Linked DNA regions of Homo sapiens: region 2 is linked to region 1. The links are chromatin loops, found by intact Hi-C in ENCODE. Cell type or tissue: IMR-90. All regions are shown on one strand. Each heading gives the region's core, and the rest is flanking DNA. Links, peaks and the distances in the headings are about the cores only.

Region 1 (8,340 bases), core at 233-8,232:
CAGTAAATGTGTAAAAGTCTGCAAATGTGTAGTATAGAAATAATTTTTGTGGTCAGACCACAATAATTTTGTGGTTTCTTCCACTGTCAATACTATTATAAGGAAAAGTGCCTGTTCGCGGATGGGAAAATGAGATTGGCCTAAATATAAATGAATGTTCATGGTCTTAGAGGTTTTACCTCTTCTTCTGAGTTGATTTGAAGAAAAAGTCATAAATGTCTGCTTTTTTTTTTTTTTTCCTCTGCAGGGGTTAAAGGAAAATTGATACATATTTCTACACTCTAGTTTTTGTTTTCTGTATCTGACATCTGCTATAGATGCTGGTAAAAACAAGAGAAAGATAATTGTAGGCATGTAACTGGAAACTATAAAATATTATTCCAAAATCTAGTTAAAAATATACCAAGTCTTGAGGAGCAAGAGTTGGTTTATTAATAATGTGCTGTGATTTCTTAGTTTCCTTACATTTTTGCACTACATATCTTTTCTGTTTTGTTTTTTTTTTTTTTTTTTGAGATGGAGTTTCACTCTTGTTGCCCAGGCTAGAGCACAATGGTGCAATCTTGGCTCACCACAACCTCTGCCTCCTGGGTTCAAGCGATTCTTGTGCCTCAGTCTCCCGAGTAGCTGGGTACAGGCAGGTGCCACCCGGCTAATTCTTATATTTTTGGTAGAGACGGGGTTCCACCATGTTGGCCAGGCTGATTTCGAACTCCTGACCTCAGGCGATCTGCCTGCCTAGGCCTCTTAAAGTACTGGGATTACAGGCGTGAGCCACCGCACCCGGCTTTGTCTACATTTCTAATCATTTGTCATAGATGGGATACCTAAAAGTGAAATTCTAGGGCCAAAGAGTGCTAACATTTTTAAGACTCTTGGCAGGAGGGAGGACCCCTCTCTTGACTTTATACTTTTTGTCATAGATTAAAATACAGTTAGACTTTATTTTGTTTGCGATTTTGAGTATACAGTCTGCGAGTTGAATTTTTTGGGGAGGAGGTGGGCAGGTTACTGAGAATTGCCTCATGGCTTCATAGAAAAATTCTGTTTCTTTCTTCCCATTGCTTAATTCATTCAGCAAATAAACATTATATCCCAGGCTACACACTAGCTGTTGCGAGGAATATCTCTTAATGTCATTAGCCTTTTCCTCAGCTAAGCAAGCCACTCCCCGCTTCATGCTATTTCTTATCCAGAGAATGGACCAAAGTGCTAAGCCTTTTGGGAGGATACTTTTTGCCTAGTTGAAAGTATGGATTTTGACATGTGACTTGCCTGGTACCTCATATTTACTGACTACAACTTGGATTCCTGCCTGTAGTTAAATACCTTAAGGTATCGCTATTTGGCTTTTCCAGGAAAATAGAACCAATAGGTAGATATATATAGAGAGAGATTATGAGGAATTGGCTCATATGACTGTGGAGCCTGAGAAATCCCATAGCTCAGTTGTCTACAAGCTGGAGAACCTCTTGACATTATCGTCAACCTCTGATGTTACTTCCAGCTGACTGCCCTCATCATTCCATTAAACTGTTATCTCTGGGTTTTAAGTCTAATGAGTCTTCTCAGTCTTTGTCATATCTTACTTTATCAGTAGCACTGAACTTCTCTTTTTTTTTTTTTTTTTTTTTGAGACAGGGTCTTACTCTGACGCCCAGCCTGGAGTACAGTGGCAGGATCTTGGCTCAGTGAAACCTCCGCCTCCCAGTTTCAAGCAATTCTCCTGCCTCAGCCTCCCAAGTAGCTGGGACTACAGGCATGCACCACCACGCCCAGCTAATTTTTGTATTTTTAGTAGAGATAGGGTTTTACCATGTTGGCTAGGCTGGTTTTGAACTCCTGACCTCAAGTGATCCACCCACCTCAGCCTCCCAAAGTGCTGGGATTATAGGCATGAGCCACTGTGCCTGGCCTGAGACAGAGTCTTGCTCTGTTTCCCAGGCTGGAGTGCAATGGCACGATTGCAGCTCCCTGCAGCCTCCACTTCCTGGGCTCAAGCAATCCTCCCATCTCAGTGTCCTGAGTAGCTGGGATTACAGGTGTGTGCCACCCTGCCTGGCTAATTTTTAATTTTTTTTGTAGAGACAGGATCTCACTGTGATGCCCAGGCTGGTCTCAAACTCCTGGCTCAAGTGATCCTCCCAAAGTGCTGGGATTACAGGTGTGAGTGAAGGCACCTGCCCACTGAATATTCTTGACCACAGACTTATCTTGAAACACTTTCTCTGGTTTCTGTCTTTCCATACTCCTAGTTTTCTTCCCACTACTCAGTTGTTCCTGATTTCTTCTCTGTATTCCCCTTGCCCTTAAAACTTTTCCTTAGAGATCTCTCTTAGACCCTGCCCATCTCTTGCCATTTCGTAATACTTCCTGAGTGACCTTATTTACTGCTGTAACTTCAAATACCAGTTATATGCTTATATGCTGATGACTACCAAGCCCTAATCATGCTGCCTTACTGGATATCTCCCTGTATAGTCCTGCAGGTTCATTAAATTTAACATCTTAAGTTGGAACAAATCCAAAATTTCTCTGCGATCCCTATCTCAGTGAAGGCATTAGTTATCCACCCAGTTGTTCCAGCTGGAAATCTGAGTGTTGCTCTTGTCCTTTCTCTCTCACTTTCATTCTTTCTGTCTCACTTCACATCTAATCAGTCATCAAATCTAGTCATTTCAGCCTTCTCACTCACTACTGAATCCTCTGTATTTGTTTAATGCCTTTTTTATTTGTATGGCAGCTGCAAATGTAGTCCCATTGTGTGTCTTTTCCAGTAGCAGGAACCCATGTTACTGCCTTTTTCTTCAAGGAGATATATTTCTCTTAGATTAGATTATAGATTTGAGATGGAGAGTTATTAGTTATTGCCTTTTTGATTTTCTTATGCTTTTCAATGGTTTTTCAGAGTGCTGTGCTTTAGTAGGTATTGAGTAATTGTTTTGAGTTGAAAGGATTTGAAACTGTTTAAAAGGTAGCTTAATTTTAAAAACTTTTATCTATCTTAAGTCTGATAAAGAAAGGTTGAGAAATAAGTATATTGCCGGGCACGGTGGCTCACGCCTATAATCCCAGCACTTTGGGAAGCCGAGGCAGGCGGATCACGAGGTCAGGAGTTCGAGACCAGCCTGACCAACATGATGAAACCCCGTCTCTACTACAAATAGAAAAAGTAGCCAGGCATGGTGGCACACACGCACCTGTACTCCCAGCTACTCGGGAGGCTGAGGCAGGAGAATCACTTGAACACAGCAGGCGGAGGTTGTAGTGAGCCAAGATTGCACCACTGCTCTCCAGCCTGGGTGACAGAGCGAGACTCCATCTCAAAAAAAAAAAAAAGAAATATGTATGTTATAGTAATGGAGATTAAAGAATTGAAGCAGTTATTTTTAAGATATTTAAGAGAAAATGAGTATCAAACTAAACACAATATAATAAAGCCACTTAGCACAGTTTAATCAGTTATTTTTATAGACTATCAGCTTCCACTACTAATCCCAATTAAATGTTAACAAGTTTAAAAGATTAGAAATATACCCAGTTTCTTGAGCAGTGAAGTTTTTGGAGGACTGAAGAAGAAATTAACTTTATCATAGCTTATTTTTTAGTGTATTAGTCTGTTTTGGACCATCACTTCTATTTTATAGAACACAAAATAGTATAATATAATCAGATATGTGGTATGTTCCCACTTCAGTAGCTAGATTTTATTAATATTAACAGACACACATTAAAAATATTCTATAAAAATTTGCACATTTTATTTTATTTACTGTTTTTAGAGATGGGGTGGGTCTCCCTATGTTGCCCAGGCTGGTCTCAAACTCCTGGACTCAAGGAATTGTCCCACCTTGGCCTCCCAAAGTGTTGAGATTACAGGCATGAGGCACTACACCAGGCCCTGAAAATTCACACATTTTAGATAGGAATAAAGCATGAGAGTTAGAGATACTGTGTAGTAACTCAATTATAAGACAGTAGAAGAAAAGAAAGTGTGAATCAGATGTTCAGTCACAGAGCACTTTTTATGCTGACCACCAGATGGCACAGTTGTTCCACACCAGCTGGTTGCCTTCGATAGTGGCTATTTCTTGGGATACATGGAAAAGGGGAAGAATGAGGGAGGGACATTGCAACCAGCTGTTCCAAAGAATAGGATGTTTTCAAGTTGGTTCTTTGTAACCTGGAGACAGCTGTTTTATATAATAAAAATAAGCCAGCAGTTTACTTACTTGAATTTCTGCCTCTTTTGAAACTAACTTTATGCTACTACCAAATAAACCATGTCAATATCCTTATAGTTTTGTTTTTTTTTTTTTCAGAAAGCTAACTCTTTAGATATATGAATCAGCAAAATATTAATAACATTAGAAAATTAAACAGAACATTACTATGATGTGAAATATGAAGATACACTTAGAGCCAGGTACAGTGGCTCATACCTATAATCCCAGCACTTTGGGAGGCTGAGGCAGGCTGATCACTTGAGGCTAGGAGTTTGAGACCAGCCTGGCCAACCCATCTTTACGAAACTCCATCTCTACTAAAAATACAAAAATTAGGTGGGCATGGTAGCAGGTGCCTGTAGTCCCAGCTACTTGGCAGGCAGAGGCAGAAAAATCGCATGAGCCCCAGAGGCGAAGGTTGCAGTGAGCTGAGATCACACCACTGCACTCCAGCCTAGGCAAAAGAGCGAGACTCTGTCGCAATTAAAAATAAAAAAAAGAGATACACGTGGGATCTTTTTAGCGATTGATGTTACTGAAATTGTACACTTTAAAAAATTTGTGGCTCATGCCTGTAATCCCAACACTTTAGGAAGCCAAAGTGGAAAGATCGCTTGAGCCCAGGAGTTTGAGAGCAGCCTGGGCAACATAGTGAGACCCCCCCATCCCCACAAAAATAATTAAAAATTAACTGGGCATGGTTGTACGTTCCTGTAGTTGCAGCTACTCAGATGCTGAGGTAGGAGGGTCACTTGAGCTGTTAAATGAGTGATATAGATAATTAGATATGACCAAAATGGGGAGTACCTTCAGTAATATGAGAGTAGTGACTAAATAAAGATGATGTATTTTGTTTATTGCTTTGAAATAAAAATTTTGTTTTTCTCAGGTATAGGTAAGTATATATAAGGTTTTAAGAAGGTTTTGCCCCATAGTTCACATACATTTGAAGAATACATACAGTCTTAAAGCCAGAGGAATTGAACTGTAACTCAGTTGTGATATTTTTTATTACATGCTAATGGCTATGACTTGACATTTATGTAGTAATGAAAGCTTGGTGTAGAGAACCTAGATTAAAGAGTAGTTCCCAAAATGGCGAATTATGAAATATCTTGGCACTTTGAGAAAATATTTAGGTTGTATACTACCTCAAACCTCTTATGGATTGATGCAGAATGTAAGCAAATATTCAGATTATGGAGCAACTGGACAGAATGGAGAAAGAGTAAGTTTTTCTGTTTTTTTATTTTTGTTTTTGTTTATGATGGAGTCTCACTCTGCCACCCGGGTTGGAGTGCAGTGGTGCAGTCTCGGCTCACTGTAACCTCTGCCTCCTGGGTTCAAGCGATTCTCCTGCCTCAGCCTCACAAGTAGCTGGGATTACAGGCACGTGCCACCACACCTGGCTAATTTTTTGTATTTTTTGTTGAGATGGGGTTTCACCATGTTGGCCAGGCTGGTCTCGAACTCCTGACCTTAGGTGATCCACCTGCCCCGGCCTCCAAAAGTGCTGGGATTACAGGCGTGAGCTGCCATGCCCGGCCAAGAATAAGTTTTTCGGGAAGCTGAGCTGTGTACTAAGTACCTAAAACAGAGGAGGAGCTCTTTAGGGAATTTTTTTGAGACAGAGTCTGGGGCATTGGGTTTTCTATGGCCTCAAAGAGCTGCTTAAGCCTGAAGCCTGGGGAAGATAGGGGAGCCAAACAAAAAATATAGCTCTCTGCTTTTCTAAGCAATGTATCTCAAAATAACTGAAATAAACAACTTGATTGCGACCTGGGCCGGAAGTATAAGAACTCTAGCAGAAACCCAAGTGGCTGTATTTCTACAGAAGAATTCTTTCCTCTAGTTGTGGGCTTTATTTATTATTCTTATTTATTTATTTTACGTATTTAATAAAGAGAGACAGTGTCTCATTATGTTGCCCAGTCTGGTTTCAAACTCCTGGGCTCAAGTGATCCCCCTATCTTGATCTCCCAAAGTGTTGGGATTACATGTGTGAGCCACTGCACTCAGCCCTTTTTTTTTTTTTTTTTTTTTTTTTTGGAGACGGAGTCTCACTCTGTTGCCCAGGCTGGAGTGCAGTGGTGAGATCTCAGCTCATTGCAGCCTCCACCTCCTGGGTTCAAGTGATTCTCCTGCCTCAGCCTCCCAAGTAGCTGGGACTACAGGCACACACCACCACGCCCGATGAATTTTTGTATTTTTAGTAGAGATGGGTTTTCGCCATGTTGACCAGGCTGGTCTTGAACTCCTGACCTCAAGTGATCCTCCTGCCTTGGCCTCCCAAAGTGCTGGGATTACAGGTTCGAGCCACTGTGCCCGGCCATCCCACTTATAATACTTATAGTATATTTGTTTTATGTTTATGTAATTTTATATTTGTATAATGATTTTACATTTGGAATATTTATAATAATATATAATTTATGAGGTATTGTACTTGTTTTGAGGAAATTGATGAAGTCCTATAGATATGAAATTTGGGAGATTAAATGCCTCTGTTGACCTATACATTTTACTTCTCAATAAAATTTGAGGCATTTATAGAGCATATATGTATCTGCAGCTATTTTGAAAATTGTACCATTATCCTCCTGGGATTTCTTCTAATTTTTACTAACTTTGGCTTTTTCATTTTGAAATAGTGATCACATGGAAAATGTGTATGGCTATTTAATGAAGTATACCAACCTTGTCACTGGGTGGCAGTACAGGTAAGTGTGATTATTTGTGTCACATCAGTCTCTCCTAAGAGAGCAGGAATAGGGCCCAATAATTTTATATTTTGATATTACTTTAGACAGACATGGCTGGGAAACCTTTTAGAGAAGGATTTCCCACAGCTTCTAAAAGTTTGGTGACTTCTTCTTAGAGGGTGGGAAAAGTTGACATCTGTCCAAGTAGCAGCCTCTAAATGCCTCAGATGTTACTATTAAATGAGGATTAGAATCACTTGTTACCTGGCTTGGGCATTGTATACTTGCAGAAGTTAGGTTCTTAGGGGAAGAGAAATAGGGGTTTGGAGACAGCAAACACATTTGTGTTAGGTTCCCATCTTATGCCAGATTCACAGCTTCTCTGGGATCTTGAAGAGGTTAAGTAACCAGCCAAGGGTCACACAAGCTGTCAGGAAGCAGGAAAACCAGCTATCTCAAATACTTTATAGAATTGTAGTTGTGGGGCAGGCATATTAAACGGGATCAAATTGTCTACCAAGTTCTATTATAGAACAGGCTAACGTAGAATGCCAGACTTCTCCAAACCCAAACATGAATTTTTTTTTTTTTTTTGAGACGGAGTCTCGCTCTGTCACCCAGCTGGAGTGCAATGGCATGATCTCGGCTCACTGTAACCTCTGCCTCCGGGGTTCAAGTGATTCTTCTGTCTCAGCCTCCTGAGTAGCTGGAATTACAGGCATGCGCCACCATACCCAGCTAATTTTTGTATTTTTAATAGAGACGGGGTTTCACCATGTTGGTCAGGCTGGTCTCGAATTCCTGACTTCAGGTGATCTACCCGTCTTGGCCTCCCAAAGTGCAGGGATCACAGGCGTGAGCCACCACACCTGGCCACCCAACATGAATTTTAAAAGTTTAAAACTTTTTAGAGTTACTTTTTATTTTATATTAATTAATTAATTAATTATTTTTGAGACAGGGTCTTGCTCTGTTGCCCAGGCTGGAGTATAGTGGCATGATCTCAGCTCACTGTAACCTCCACCTCGGGCTGAAATCATCCTCCTGCCCCAGCCTCCTAAGTAGCTGGAGCTACAGGCATGCACCACCACACCCATCTAATTTCTGTATTTTTTTTTGTAAAGACAGGGTTTTGCCATGTTGGCCAGACTGGTCTCGAACTCCTGGATTCAAGCAATCTCAACTCATCCAGCCCTTTTTAGAGTTACTTTTTTTTTTTTTTTTTTTTTTTTGAGATGGAGTCTCACTCTGTCACCTAGGCTGCAGTGTAGTGGTGCAATCTCAGCTCACCGCAACCTCTGCCTCCAGGGTTCATGTGATTCTTCTGTCTCAGCCTCCCAAGTAGCTGGGATTACAGGTGCACGCCACCTCGCCCAGCTAGTTTTTTGTATTTTAGTAGAGACGGGGTTTCA
Region 2 (8,340 bases), core at 187-8,186, 120 kb after region 1:
AGTGACTCTTCTATTCTTCTGTTTTTATCAAGTTTGCTGGCATTTATATTGCGCTCTATGTGTACATATCTGACTTAAATTTATCTCAGGAATGCAAAGTTAGTTTAACATTTGAAAATCCATCTAATTCATATTTTAACAGAATGAAGATGAAAACATTGAAGGTATGTTCATTTCCATACATGTAGAAAAAGCATTTGATGAATTTTAACACCCATTTACAGTAAAAAGTCTCATCAACTAGGAATAAAAGGGAATTTTCTCAGTCTAAAATTTATAGCCAATATTGTACTTAATAGTGAAATATTGAGGCTTTCTCTTAAGGTCAAGAAAAAGGCAAGGTTGTTTGCTCTTGCCGCTTTTAGTAAACATTGTACTGGAGGTCCTACTCAATATGGTGAGACAAGAAAATTAAATAAGAGCCCTAAATATTAGGAAGAAGCAAAACTATATTTTCAGTTGAAAGGTCTTTTACACAGAAAACCATAAACAATCAACCAAAAACATTGTAGAACTAACAACTGATTTTTTTTTTTTTTTTTTTTTAAAGAGACTAGGTCTTACTTTGTTGCCCAGGCTGGAGGGTATTGGTACAATCACAGCTCACTGCAGCTTCAACCTTCTGGGCTCAAGCACACCTTCCACCTCAGCCTCCCAAGTAGCTAGGACTACAGGTGCATGCCACCACGCCTGGCTAATTATTTTTTATTTTTTTGTAGAGGCAGAGTGTTGCTATGTTGCCCAGGTCGATCTTGGACTCCTGGCCTTAAGCAATCCTCCTGCCTTGGCCTCCCAAAGTGCTGGGATTACAGGCATGAGCCGCTGTTCCCAGATTGAATTAAATTTTTTTTTTTCTTTTTTTAGAGATGGGGTCTTGCTGTGTTTCCCAGGCTGGTCTCAAACTTCTGGCCTCAAGGGATTCTCCCATCTCAACCTCCCAAAGTGCTGGGATTAGCGGCGGGAGCCAGCACACCTGGCCAACAACTGAATTAATTTTATTTTTTCCAACTTCTATTATAGGTTCAGGGGTTACATGTGCAGGTTTGTAAATTGCCTGACATGGGGATTTGGTGTACAGATCATTTCATCACCCAGTAAGCTTAGTACCTGAGAGGTGGTTTTTCGATTCTCACCCTCCTCCTAACCTCCACCCTTAAGTAGGCATTGATTTCTGTTGTTCTCTTCTTTGTAATCCACGTGTACTGAATGTTTAACTCCCACTTATAAATGAGAATATGTGATACTTGGTTTTTTGTTCCTGTGTTAATTCACTTAGGATAATGGCCTCCAGCTGCATCCATGTTGCTGCATCCTTATTGCTGCATCTATTCTCTTACATGGCTGTGTAGTATTCCATGGTATACATGTACCACAGTTTCTTTATCCAGTCCACCGTTCATGGCATTTAGGTTGATTCCATGTCTTCGCTATTGTGAATACTGCTGCAGTGAACACAGGCGTGCATGTATCCTTATGGTAGAATAATTTATATTTTGGGGGATATAGACCCAGTACTGGGAGACTGCTGGGTTGAATGGTACTTCTATTTTAAGTTCTTTGAGAAATCTCTAGACTGCTTTTCACAGTGGCTGAACTAATTTACTTTCCCAACAGCAGTGTGTGTTCCTCTTTCTCTGCAACCTTGCCAGCATGTTATTTTTTGACCTTTTAGTAATAACCATTCTGGCCAGGTGCAGTGGCTCACGCCTGTAATCCCAGCACTGTAGAAGGCTGAGGTGGGCAGATCTCTTGAGCCTAGGAGTTCAAGACCAGCCTGGGAAACATAGCAAGAACAAGTCTCTGTTATTTAAGTTAAAAAAAATAATAATAATAACCATTCTGACTAGCGTGAGATGGTATCTCATTGTGGTTTTGATTTTCATTTATTTAATGATGTTGAGTATTTTTTCATGTTTGTTGGCCACATGTATGTCTTCTGTTGAGAAGTATCTGTTCATATCCTTCCCCCCACTCCTTTATTTTTATGTTTATTTTTGTTTTCATTTTTTCTGAGATGGAGTCTCACTCTGTCACCCAGGCTGGAGTGCCGTGGCGCAATCTTGGCTCACTGCAACCTCTGCCTCCCAGGTTCAAGCAATTCTCCTGACTCAGCCTCCCGAGTAGCTGGGATTACAGGCGCCCACCACCACACCCGGCTAATTTTGGTATTTTTAGTAGAGACAGGGTTTTGCCATTTTGGCCAGACTGGTCTCAAACTCCTGGGCTTGAGTGATCTGCCCAACTCAGCCTCCCGAAGTGCTTGGATTACAGGGGTAAGCCACCGCACCTGGCCCTTTTTTTTTTTTTTTTTTTGGAAGACAGAGTCTCACTCTTTCACCCAGGCTGGAATGCAGTGGCACCATCTCAGTTCACTGCAACCTCTACCTCCCGGGGTCAAGTGATTCTTCTGCCTCAGCTTCCCAAGTAGCTGGGACTACAGACATGTGCCACCACACCCAGCTAATTTTTGTATTTTTAGTAGAGACGGGGATTTGCCATATTGGCCAGGCTGGTCTCAAACTCCTGACCTCATGATCCGCCCACCTCAGCCTCCCAAAGTGCTGGGATTATAGGCGTGAGCCACTGCGTCCGGCTTTTTTTCTTTTTTTAAACAGAGTCTTACTCTGTCTCCCAGGCTGGAGAACAGTGGTGCTATCAGCTTACTGCAGCCTCCTCCTCCCCAGTTCAAGCGATTCTCCTGCCTCAACCTCCCAAAAGTGTGGGATTACAGGTGTGAGCCACCACGCCTGGCCTCCTTTGCCCATTTTTAAATTGAGCTGTTTTTTGCCTGTTAATTTGTTTAAGTTCCTTATAGATTCTGGATATTAAACCTTTGTCAGATAACATAGTTTGGGAATATCTTCTCCCATTTCGTAAGTTATCTGTTTACTCTGTTTATAGTTTCTTTTGCTGTGCAGAAGCTCTTTAGTTTAATTAGGTCCCAACTGTCATTTTTTGTTTTGTTGCAATTGCTTTTGGAGTCTTCATCATGAAATCTTTGCCATAGCCTATGTCCCAAATGGTATTTACTAGGTTTTCTTTTTTTTTTTTTTGTTAATAGTTATAGGTTTTACATTTAAGTCCTTAGTCTATCTTGAGTTGATTTTTGTATGTGATAACAGGAAGGGGTCCAGTTTAAATCTGCATATGGCTAACCAACAACTGAATTTAATTAAGATGCAGGATGCAAGTTTAATATCTAAAAATCTATTATATACTAGCAACAATTTGAAAATAAAAAATTTAAAATAATGCTATTTATGATAACATCAAAACATAAAACTTAGGTATTAATTTAATGAAAGATATGAAAGACCTCTACAGTGAAAACTACATAAAACATTGCTGAGAGAAATTAAAACCTAAATAAATGGAAAGATAAACTATGTTCATGGATTGGAAGGCATTGTTAAGATGTCAGTTCTCCCCAAATTGCTAATTCTAAAGTTTACATGGGCCGGGCACAATGGCTCACACTTTTAATCTCAGCTGTTTGGGATGCCGAGACAGGTGGATCACTTAAGGTCAGGAGTTTGAGACCAGGCTGGCCAACATGGTGAAACCCTGTCTCTACTAAAAATACAAAAATTAGCCGGGTGTGGTGGCGCATGCCTATAGTCCTAGCCACTTGGGAGGCTGAGGCAGGAGAATCACTTGAACTCGGGAGGCAGAGGTTGCAGTGAGCCGAGACCACACCACTGCACTCCAGCCTAGGTGACAGAGTGAGACTTTGTCTCAAAAAAATAAAATAAAAAGTAAAAGTTTATATGGACATTTAAAGAACCTAGAATAGCTACAACAATCTTGACAAAGAACAAAACTGGAATATATTACTTTCAAGATTTACTAGGCCGGGCACAGTGTATCACACCTGTAATCCCAGCACTTTGGGAGGCTGAGGCGGGTGAATCACCTGAGACCAGGAGCTCAAGACCAGCCTGGCTGACATGGCGAAACCCCATCTCTACTAAAAATACAAAATAAATTAGCCAGGTGTGGTGGCAGGCGCTTGTAATCCCAGCTACTCAGGAGGCTGAGGCAGGAGAATCACTTGAACCCAGGAGGCGGAGGCTACAGTGAATCGAGATTGCACCATTGCACTCCAGCCTGGGTGACAAGAGTGAAACTCTGTCCCCACCTCCCAAAAAAAAAAAAAAGATTTACTATAAAGCTAAGTTATGAAGATAGTGAGGTATTGGCATAAAGTTAAACAGATTGACCAGGTACAGTGGCTCATGCTGTGATCCCGGCTCTTTGGCAGGCAAACGTGAGTAGATCCCTGGAGTCCAGGAGTTTGAGATCAGCCTGGGCAACATGGCAAAACCCTGTCTCTACAAAAAACTACAAAAATTAGGCCCGGCATGGTGGCTCAAGCCTGTAATCCTAGTACTTTGGGAGGCCAAGGTGGGTGGATTATGTGAGGTCAGGAGTTTAAGACCAGCCTGGTCAACATGGTGAATCCCTGTCTCTACTAAAAATATAAATATTAGCCAGGTGTGGTGATGTGCACCTGTAGTCCCAGCTACTCAGGAAGCTGAGGCAGGAGAATTACTTGAACCCAAGGAGGCAGTGGTTGCAGTGAGCCTAAGATTGCACCACTGCACTCCAACCTGGGTGACAGAGCAAGACTTTGTCTCAAAAAAACCAAAACTACAAAAATTAGCAGGGAGTGGTGGCATGTACCTGTACTCCCAGCTACTCGGGAGGCTGAAGTGGGATGATCACTTGAGCCCAGAAAGTCAAGGCTGCAGTTGAGTCATGATCCTGTCACTGCATTTTAACCTGGGTGAGAGTGAGACTGTGTCTCAAAAAAAAAAAAAAAAAAAAAAAAAAGAAAGATAAATAGATCAATGGAACAGAATTCTGTACAGAAATAGACTCACACTTCTATAGCTCATTTCAACAAATGGTGTTGGAATAACTGGATATCTACATGGAAAAAAAAAAACCTTGAGCCTTATCTTACACTTGACACAAAACTAATTCAATTCGGCTCATACACATAATTGTAAAAGGTAAAAGTATAGCTTATAGTGGAAAACATTGTTAAGAAGGATATGAAAAGAAAAAATTACTTTAAATGGCAAATTGGTCTTCATCAAATTTAAAATTTTTGTTTAAATTTTGATGACCAATTTACCATTTGATACCATTGAAGGAGCAAGAAATTGAGAGTTAAATGGGGTGCAGAGTTTCAGTTGCAGACGATGAGAAAATTATGGAGGTGGGTGGTGGTAATGATTATGCAACAGTGTATATATACTTAATACCACTGAGTTGTATACTTAAAAATTATTAACAAGGTAAATTTTATATTATGTATGTTTTACTATTTTTTAAAATTTTAATATAAATTGATACAGGGTCTCACTGTGTTACCCAGGCTGGTCTCAAACTCCTGGGCTCAAGTAATCCACCGTCATAGCCTCTCAAAGTGCTGGGATTACAAGCATGAGCCACCCCGCCAGGCCTTTACTATTTTTTAAAAAGCGACACTATTAAGACAGTGAAGAAGCAAGTATAGGAGCAAACATTTCTAACCATAGTATAGAAAGAACTCCTGTGATTCAAAAAGACAAAAAATAGATCTTAAATATTCTCACCACAAAAATAATGCCAAGTATGTCAGGTGATGGATATGTTAATTAGCTTCATTTAATCATTTCATGATGTATACATACATCAAAACATCACATTGTACACTGTAAATACATACAGTTCTTTAATTATACTTTAAAGCTAGGAGAGAAAAAAGAAAAAATGTGTTTATCTAAATATTACTTTTCCTTAGGCCATGTTCCAAACCAACTAGCTACTTTTTTCAACTATTTTGTTTAACCCTAAGTTGTCCTGTGGTCTCTTGATTTGGCATTTCAATGTTTCCAAGAATTTAGGATTATCCCTTCAGTTGATTTATGAAAGTGTTAAATAAAATTCTGAGTACTGAGATCTAAAAATCTTTATCATTTATACTTCCCCACCCTAGGATGTTCCAGTTTCTCCCTACACTGTGTTTCCTATCTTCAGGCCACAAGTCCTCTTTGTTTTCTTCACATTAACTCTTCCAGAATCATAGACTTAGGAACTAAAGGCAGGTTTTCCTACTCTTAATAGTGATTCTCAAGACTTTTTTCCAGTCACATATAAGAAATTATTCACTCTCATAGCTGTAAGTTTGTACTTACAGAATGTATATGTTCACTGCTTACATAAATCCTGTAAGCACATTGCTTTTCAAATGACCCTTAGCATAGTTTTGTTTATTTTGTCTTACAACTTCAATAAACTTGATGAGGCAGGTCTAGAGACATAAAGTGTGTCCATGCGAAGGAACCAGAATTAATTTGAAAGAAGGATACCTGTTGTATCACACAGAAGTAGTACATACACATAGCCCCTGTCCTTATGGAATTTACAATGCTATCAGAGAAATAAAACCAACACACGAGGCCGACTCTAGGTGTACTGCCTATGAGTTAGTCCTGCTCCTCAAGGAGCAGTGCTCTTCAATAAAAGGTTTCCACCTGACACCACCGGCTCACCCTTGAATTCTTTCCTGGGCGAAGCTGATAACCCTCCTGGGCTAACCTCCAATTTTGGGGCTCACTTGTCCTGCATTATCTAGATCTGGTAATTCCTTATCTAATGTCAATCTAAAAGGAACTAAACAGTGGAATGGTGTGTGTAATTAAATGTATCTGATAAACTGCAACTTGCCATGTATTTCATACAATTTTATATTAAATTACAATACCTTGTATCAGCTATGGTTTCTTCTCTCTTTTTTTTTTTTTTTTTTTTTTTGGTGAGACAGAGTCTAACTCTGTCACCCCAGCTTGAATACAATGGCACATTCACAGCTCACTGCAGCCTTGGACCTCCTGGGCTCAGGCATTCCTCCCAAATTAGCCTCCTGAGCACCTGGGACTATAGGCATGCACTACCATGTCCAGCTAATTTTTGTATTTTTTGTAGAGACAGGGTCTTGCCATGTTGCCCAGGCTGGTCTCGAACTCCTGGGTTCTAGTGTACAATCTCCAGTTACAGCTTTTCCATCTGCCCTGGCTTTAGTACCGAGTTTTCTCTTGTCACTAGATTTGTCACAGTCAGCCTATCAATTGGCACATTGTAGATGCTCAACAAATAGATAATTCAAATAAATAAGAATCACTTTTAAAAAAACCAACACATGGGATATGACTTTGATAAAATTTAAGTTCAAATTGTTGATAAGGGAACGAAAGTAGAATGATGACTAAAGACTAAAGCAGTCTGGGAAAATTTCCTAGAGGTGTTGAGACATGTGCTTGTATGGTTTGGAGAAGCAATGTGGGAGCCATCACATTCTGTACAAATGAAGACTCATGCGCAGGAATGAAACTGGGATGACATTGAGGGAGTCTCCCAATCAAAGCAGAGGTTGCTATTAAGAATTAGTATAAAATGGCCGGGCGCTGTGGCTCACGCCTGTAATCCTAGCACTTTGGGAGGCTGAGGCGAGTGGGTCAGGAGATCGAGACCATCCTGGCTAACACGGTGAAACCCCTTCTCTACTAAAAATACAAAAAATTAACTGGGCGTGGTGACAGGCACCTGTAGTCCCAGCTACTTGGGAGGCTGAGGCAGGAGAATGGCGTGAACCCGGGAGGCAGAGCTTGCAGTGAGCCAAGATCGCGCCACTGCACTCCAGCCTGGGCGACAAAGTGAGACTCCGTCTCAAAAAAAAAAAAAAATTAGTATAAAATAAGCTTCTAAAATTTTCTCCAACCTTTATTTACTCTACTTTTTCTTTTGTAGCTATTTGGCATCATTATAATAAATAATTGCAACCAAGAACATATGTATACCAATTATACCAAACTCTTATTCTTTCTACAGATTTTGTAGCCCTTTTATGTATGTCTTTGAACAAAAGATATTACAGTCTTACAAGCTTCTTAAACTGCCTATGAAAAAGACCATTTTTTTGTTTGTTTATTTCTAAGTCATTGCTGACCAAAACATTTTGGTAAAATTCAATAAAATCATCATGGTAATTACACATTGCTGTCAGTGATTCTAAACGCTAATTCTCACTGTCTGTACTTACAACATCACTGATGGGTAGCAAATTATCTGTGGGCCACACTTAGAATTGCTGTTTTTTGTTTGTTTGTTTGTCTGTTTGTTTTTGAGACAGAGTCTTGCTGTGTCACCCAGGCTGGAGTGCACTGGTATGATCTTGGCTCACTGCAACCTCCTCCTCCCGGGTTCAAGAGATTCTCCTGCCTCAGCCTCCCAAGTAGCTGGGATTACAGGCACCCGCCCCCACTTCCGGCTAATTTTTGTATTTTTAGTAGA

The links. A loop is a pair of places that touch in the nucleus more often than their neighbours do. Peaks named below come from ENCODE experiments on the same cell type or tissue, not always from the same donor. Only the 100,000 strongest peaks of a DNase experiment are listed, where the experiment ranks them.
Region 2: a loop joins it to region 1, with 2.8 times the contacts of the local background. A loop is called at or near these places in 4 of 110 quality-filtered maps.

What each region holds. Positions count from the first base shown.
Region 1 is chr3:125,581,516-125,589,855 of GRCh38, reverse strand. It overlaps OSBPL11 (oxysterol binding protein like 11), which reads left to right. Exons shown (of 13, transcript NM_022776.5): 2 at 6,878-6,946. Among named protein-coding and RNA genes, the nearest start is that of OSBPL11, 9.8 kb to the left of the region's middle. In IMR-90, for the core only: CTCF peaks have their summits at 4,045 (motif pointing right) and 6,919 (motif pointing right); a DNase peak (open chromatin) is centred at 4,075.
Region 2 is chr3:125,461,058-125,469,397 of GRCh38, reverse strand. All of the region lies in intron 9 of SNX4 (sorting nexin 4), which reads left to right. Among named protein-coding and RNA genes, the nearest start is that of SNX4, 55 kb to the left of the region's middle. In IMR-90, for the core only: no CTCF peak of the experiment used is centred there; no DNase peak of the experiment used is centred there; H3K27ac peaks cover 153 bases.